Regions from separate parts of the Homo sapiens genome. Here region 1 is linked to region 2. Evidence: chromatin contacts called from ENCODE Hi-C or POLR2A ChIA-PET data. All regions are on one chromosome and are shown on one strand. The core of a region is the stretch at or near the end of the contact, and the rest is flanking DNA. Distances in the headings are between cores, read along the strand shown. Region 1 holds the start of SSPN (sarcospan). Region 2 has its middle 28 kb from the start of BHLHE41.

Region 1 (3,203 bases), core at 545-3,044, 42 kb before region 2:
TTAGAAAACTCCAATCATGGTAATTTCATGGGAATTCTTAGTACAAAAATTAAAGTTTTAAATTACTATGCAAAAATTGTGTATTCAAATAATCTTAATTAGGAAATACCTCCATCGATGCATATATATCAGGTCTCTCTAATGTCTGTCCCTGATACAAAATTATTTTGAGGGACGTTTTGTGAGTTACAGTTCCTGTGGTCAGTAATAGCAGTAAGGATGCAATATGAGACAAGGAGTCAAAAATGTCATTTCTAGTCTCTCTTGATTCGACCACATTCAATCTCTGGGCTTGAGAATGTCATCTAACTTCTCTTAGCCTATTTCCTCACATCCAAAAGGAATAACAGTTCCCACTTCAAAGTGTTGTTTCGTGGCTCAAATGAAATAATGCATGTGAAAGAGTTTAATATGCTACAAGACACTGTAATATAACATAATATTAAAGTTACAAACCAAATGTGGTGGCAGTGTGGTTCAATGAGGAAAACGCAGATATAGTCTAGCATAAAGAGGAATCAGCATGGCTGAATGCTTTACCCACTCATGACCCTGGGTGAGTCTGGCCTGGGTTCCCTCATTTGAGAAGTGAGAATGATTAAAACGATCCCATCAGGACGATGTGGGGATTAGAAATAATATGTGTCAGGCCTCTAGCAGGGCGAGCACACAGTAGGTATTCAGTAAGTGGCACCCGTTTTACATTAAAGAATTCATTTAATCAAGCCAAGTATGCTACATGTTTCAACACTCACAACAGCTGAGTACTGTTCAACTTAGAACAGTACATCCATCGGTGGAGTCCCAAATATACTTCTGCCATGGCCAGCGCCCTGGGTTTATCCCACTTTAGACTCCAGTGGATTAAGGCTGTGCTTGCTGTATTCGCATTTCCTGCCTTAGCCCATCATTTCAGGAAACTTACTAATGGAGCCTCAGTTTAAAACATAAAATGAATGCTACTCAATGTGGCAACTCCAAGTACAGGCTTTCTCCTCTCCTGCTTTCACTAGATGAACTTAATTCACTTTTTGCCACTTGTTTAAGGACAGGGGTGGGGTCTGGGTAACAGGATAAGGAAAAAGCCCGAATGAATCCGCTGTTGTTATTGAGGCTGTTCAGTCTGACCAAAATAAGCAGCTTTTGAAATGAACTCCCCAGCTCCAGAGCGTCAGAGTCAGGCCCCGTGGAGGCGCTGGGAGCCGCGAGCAGGAGAGGGGCAGGAGCCCTATCGCGTCCAGCCCTGCCCCGCCCGGGAAAACCCAGTGCCCCACGCATCAGTCACCGAGCAGAGCGCGAGTTAGAAGAGTGAACCCGGGGAAGGGCACATGCAGCTGGGTTAGTCTCAACTCGACCATGCGACTTCGCATTCCTGTTTGGCAAACGCGCTTAGGCAAAACAGACTTGATGCTTACAATGATCCCAGCCCAAAATGGAGTGTCCCTGACTAGCAGGGAGGAGCTGATGCTCGCCATGAGGAAGCCCACCACGGTCACGGCGATGCCCAGGGCCAGCTGCAGCAGGGCGAGCAGCAGCGGGAACCGGCAGCCGCAGCAGGTCCGGGGCTCCTCCTCCCCGCACTCCTTGGGGGCCCCCGTGCCCTTCTTCGGCTCCATGTCGTCGGGCCCAGCGGCGTCCGCGGCCGGCGGGCCCCCCTGCCTCTGCTGGCCGCGTGGCTGCTTGTTCTTGCCCATGGCGCTGCGAGGCTGGGTGGGTGGGTGGGTGCGTGTGCGGCGCCCTGGGCCCTGGAGCGCGGCGCACGGCTGGCTCGGCCTGCCCTGGTATTCGAATTATGGAGGCTGAACAAATATGGAAAACATTTGGAGCCGACTCACCGAGCCTCCAAAGGCCACGGGGAGCCCGCAGCAGAGGGGGGATTCGAGGGGGGTCGCCAACTGCCAACGCGCCGGGACGCAGCGCCTGCCGGGCCCCGGGCAGGATTTGCAGGTCGCCCGCGGAAACCGGCGCGGGTCCCTTGGCCGCCTGAACCTCTGCACTTCAGACAGGCTGCGAGTGCGCGCGTGTGCGAGTGCGGGGCGTCTGTTTTCCTCACTCAAAACTCCAGGATTGTTTTGGTTTTGCTTTCTGTGAAGTGCAATGCAAGGTGATGAATGTTGAAATCGTTTGAGCTTAATTAATACACAGTTTAATCCAAAATAGGCACTGCTGGGCTCTAAGCTGCGAAGTCATTTCCAGAAGTTAAGTCGTTGTTACTTTCCTACAGAGGCACAGGCTCTTTTCTTCCTACTTTCTGTAATCCAGCTGACAAATGAATAAAGGCATTTTTCGCATTTAGGTGTTTTTGAATCTTTCTAAAGATATTGGACTAATTGTGAACTCTCTTTCACATATGTTATTAATTATTATTATTATTTTCCAAACAGGGGCTCACTGTGTTGCCCAGGCTGGAGTGCATTGTCACCATCCTAGCTCACTGCAGCCTCAGACTCCTGGACTCAACAGCTTCTCTCTCCTCAGTCTCCAAGTGGCTGGGACTACAGGCAATCACCACCACATCTGGCTAATTTTTTAAAATTTTTTTCATAGAGATGGGATCTCATTATGTTGTCCAAACTGGTCTTGAACTCCTGGCTTCAAGGGATCCTGCTGCTTCAGCTTCCCAAAGTGCTGGAATTACAGGCGTGAGCCACCATGCACCCGGCCTCTCACGTGTATTTGTTTTTAAAAGCTCTGTTGGCTCACGCCTGTAATCCCAACACTTTGGGAGGCCGAGGTGGGCGGATCACAAGGTCAGGAGTTCAAGACTAGCCTGGCCAACATGGTGAAACCCCGTCTCCACTAAAACTACAAAAATTAGACAGGCGTGGTGGCACGCACCTGTAGTCTCAGCTACTCGGGAGGCTGAGGCAGGAGAATCGCTTGAACCTGGGAGGCAGAGGTTGTAGTGAGCCGTGATCATGGCACTGCACTCCAGCCTGGGCGACAGAGCAAGACTCCTAGTTAGTCTTCACTCATCTCCACAACAGTGCTTAGGGGGATTGGATTGACCATCTTAGAGATAGACGCTTTTACTCAGTCAATATTTAAGAGTTATTTTTAAAGCACCTACAATGTGCTAGGATATAAAGATGTTCAAAATAGACTTGGTCCTGGCCCAGAGTCACAGAAGAAATCAATAAAACTGATTATTCTTATTCCCGCATACCTCTACTCAGTAGCACTTAGAGCAAATTTCAGCGAAA
Region 2 (3,325 bases), core at 122-2,621:
ATCTATCCTGAGCTCCACAGATTGTTTTCTCTGTCATTACACTGTCATGCCCAGCTTCCTCACCATACACTACCATCACCATCCCTCAAACCCTGGGCCCAAACCCCACTACTTTCTCATATAATTCTGGTCCAGGATCTGATGTGGCACCATGTTACTGGGCCCAATTCTACTCTGCCCTAGACCTCTCTGCCCCTTAATCTGCATTCTGATCATACACAAACAGAAAACACTCCAGAAGATTCATATTAACAATAATCGAATGTACAGTAGATACTGGGTTCTCAGCTGAAATGTTTACCTACTTATCTCAGTTAATCTTTATAGGTACCATTTTATTCCCATTTTATAAATTAGAAAGGTTAAGTAACTTCCCCAAAGTCCCTTAATTAGTCATTCCCTAAGTCATTTAACTAGTGCCAGAACCTGAAGCCACATTTGTCTGATTCCAAAGCCTGTCTCCTTTCTGCTTAGTGCCCCTTAAGAGGAATTGGTGAAGGAGGCAGGGAGGATCCCCCTGAAACTCTACAGAGTTTCACCAAGGCCCTGCTGCTAAGATTTCAGGTGTCATACTCTAATGCAGTGTTGATCTGAACATGGAAATCTATCTTGCATCTATAGGTTGTTGCTCAGTGCAAGGCTCTGAGCTAGGTACTCTGTGCAATGGTGAATAACACACATGGTCTGTCCTCAAAAAGCTCACTGTAGAGTAAAGCAGCTTGGTATTCCAGATCAACCGAGGGTGAGTTACAGAAAATCTTCATGAACCCTGTCATCTTTTGACATATCAGGGACCTAAATGAAAAGTGAAAAATATAGAAATGGGCCTTTTCATAGTACCTTTTTGAGCAACTGCTCGGGTTCAAGAGAAATATGCCCAAGATAAGGTTTTTGCCATAGGTTTTTTTGCACATATCTGCTCTAAATGTAACCACTACAAAAGCAAAGGATGAAAGTCTTTCTGAGGCTACTCCAAGTTTTTCCACAAGGGGTACCCCATGACTGAGTTCTTTCATTGAGCAGAACAAATGTTCAGAGGCACTGGACTTCCTTGCCTTTGGCTGCTTCAGGAATCGTAGCTCATAGTTCTGTTTCTGGGCTCATCCATCAGGAGGGACCATAAGGTACTAGTTCTCCCAACTTAGACTTTACTATGAGAGCTAAGCACACCCACAATATTCCTGATGATTGGGACCACTGGGATATCAGCTACTCAGCACTCAAGAAGGACCAGAACCCAGAATTCGTGGAAGACCTTGCAGACATGCAACAAGAGTCCAGAAGTTCCACCACCTACAAAAACGGTTGTGCCCTTCCAACCACACTGACTGCAAGCCTCTGTAATCACATTTTCTAAAAATAAACCAAGGCTCAGAATGGTGTCACCGCCAGTTCTTCTGTTTATTCATTATTCATTTATGCACACATTCATTCAAAAAATATTTAAGTACTTAGTGTGTGGCAGGCACTATTCTAGGTGATGGAACACAGCAGGGCATGAGTCATTCAAGGTCACTGCTCTCATGGAGCTCAAATTCCAGGAGAGGAGAAAGGAAATAAGAAAACAAATAGATAAAATACTCTTAGACAGTGATAGGTACTTTGAATACTCCAATAATAATGAAGATTATAATAATACTTCAATAAAAATGATGATGATAATATTAGCAGCGAAACTTACATAGATAGTGCTTAATAAGATCCAAGTAGGGTTCAAAGTGCTTTACATATATTAACTCGTTTGATCCTCACAACCCTATGAGAAATGTGTACTACAGCACTTCCATTTAACAAATGAGAAAACTGAGGTTTAGAGGCTAAGTAATTTGCCTGAGTTTCTGAGAACAAGGGAATATGACGGAGAGTGGTGATATGGGCAATGGGGCTTACTTTAGATAAAACAGGACAGACTTCTTTTAGGGGATGATACTTCAGCTAGAACCTGAACAATGAGAAGGAGCCAGCCTTGGAATGCTGTGGGGGAAGAGCACTCCTGGCAGAGGGAACAAGTGCTACGGCCCAGAGGCAGCTACACAACAGGTGTGTTTTAGGAAAATAAAGATGGCCAGCATGGCTGGAATGAAGTGCTAAGTCAGACAATGGCAAGATGAAGTTGGAAGGGAGGCTGCAGCCAGATAAGATAGGCCCTTACTGGGCATGGTAAGAGCTTGAGTCTTCTTCTAGGAACAACAGGAAGACGTTGAAGGGTTTAAGATGGGAAGTGATATGGTACATACATTTTAAAAATATGACTGCCTCCTGTGTGGAGAGTGGACTATGAGACACAGATAAGGAATGAACCAGGGAGAACAACTAGAGGCTATTGCAGGGATACAGGTGAGCAGTGAGGGTGATGAGAACAATTGTTGCAGTAGGGAAGTGGTCAAGATATGTTTTGGAGGTAGAGTCTGCATGATTGGCTGTTGGATTAAAATACAGTGATAAGGGAAAGAGAGATGGCATTTATAATTACTATGGTTTTACCCTGACATAGTGACTTCTAAGAGCCAGTTCTTAAATTTTCAGGAATTTTGCAAGACAGTTGCTAAACATAGCCATTATTAAAAATTAAATGTTATAAATTTATAATTAAATAAATTATATTAGGCAAAAGTAACGCATGCCTAAAACTTATCACTTCCTAATTGTTTTACTTATACTACATTTTTATTGTTATCTATGATCTTGAGGTTATTGATGGTTACATATCTGTTTGGTGGAAATATTACATAATGGTAAGCTGCTGCATATCTTTCCTGCAAGCAGTGGCCTCACATCGGTTGCTTTAAATTAGCCACGGTGGGAGTATTTACACCATGGAAAAGAGCAAATGTGACAGATCAGGGCTTCTTCACTTACTGTTTTGTTGATTGCCTAGAATGAAGAAAATGATGAGGGAAATGTCAATAATGCAGATTAGACTTAAAAGTGTATTGTCTTTGTAGTCACTGAATTATGAATAGCACAAAATATTGAGAAATTCTTCTTTCAGGATTCAAAAGTATTATCTGGTGTGACATCTCTTTCCCCTCCTTCTCTCTTTCAATCTAGGGACTAAGCATTATCCAAAAGCAATGGTTAAATTACCGCATTGGATGAGAAAAATTCTAGTTGCTTTGTTTTGTTTTTATTTTCTACCACGCAGGGGCACATGAGGAAGATTAGACCAGGTATGGACAAAATTTTAAGATATATTTTTTTTCTCCACATGTGGCATAGTGTGTTAGTAAATTCTGCAGCCCTGTTACAAAAAATTTGTACTAGATCCTCCTGGACCACGGTAACCTTTATGCATGCTGAGGGTCAGGTCTTGTCATGCATAGGT

What was found. Hi-C counts contacts between places; a loop is a spot of excess contacts on that map. ChIA-PET counts read pairs that join two places held with the same protein, here RNA polymerase II (POLR2A). Pooled maps may share reads with other maps.
Region 1: a map of ascending aorta shows a loop between it and region 2 (4-fold over the local background). The contact joins the promoter of SSPN here to the enhancer-like site in region 2. A Hi-C loop is called at or near these places in 10 of 168 maps with a recorded cell type or tissue (B cell, Calu3, IMR-90 and 7 more), 5 of 37 single-sample maps with no recorded cell type and 18 of 50 pooled maps. POLR2A ChIA-PET finds 5 or more read pairs at or near these places in 4 of 52 experiments (B cell, BJ, Panc1 and 1 more).

Annotation. Positions count from the first base shown.
Region 1 is chr12:26,194,164-26,197,366 of GRCh38, reverse strand. SSPN (sarcospan) reads right to left here and starts at 1,794. Exons shown (of 3, transcript NM_005086.5): 1 at 1,416-1,794. The coding sequence starts at 1,694.
Region 2 is chr12:26,151,662-26,154,986 of GRCh38, reverse strand. It overlaps a transcript of SSPN not described here. Among named protein-coding and RNA genes, the nearest start is that of BHLHE41, 28 kb to the right of the region's middle. Within about 2 kb of position 1,371, at least 9 of the 41 ENCODE cell types and tissues checked have a DNase peak (open chromatin) inside an H3K27ac peak, as active enhancers do; they include Panc1 and ascending aorta, where a contact is called at or near this core.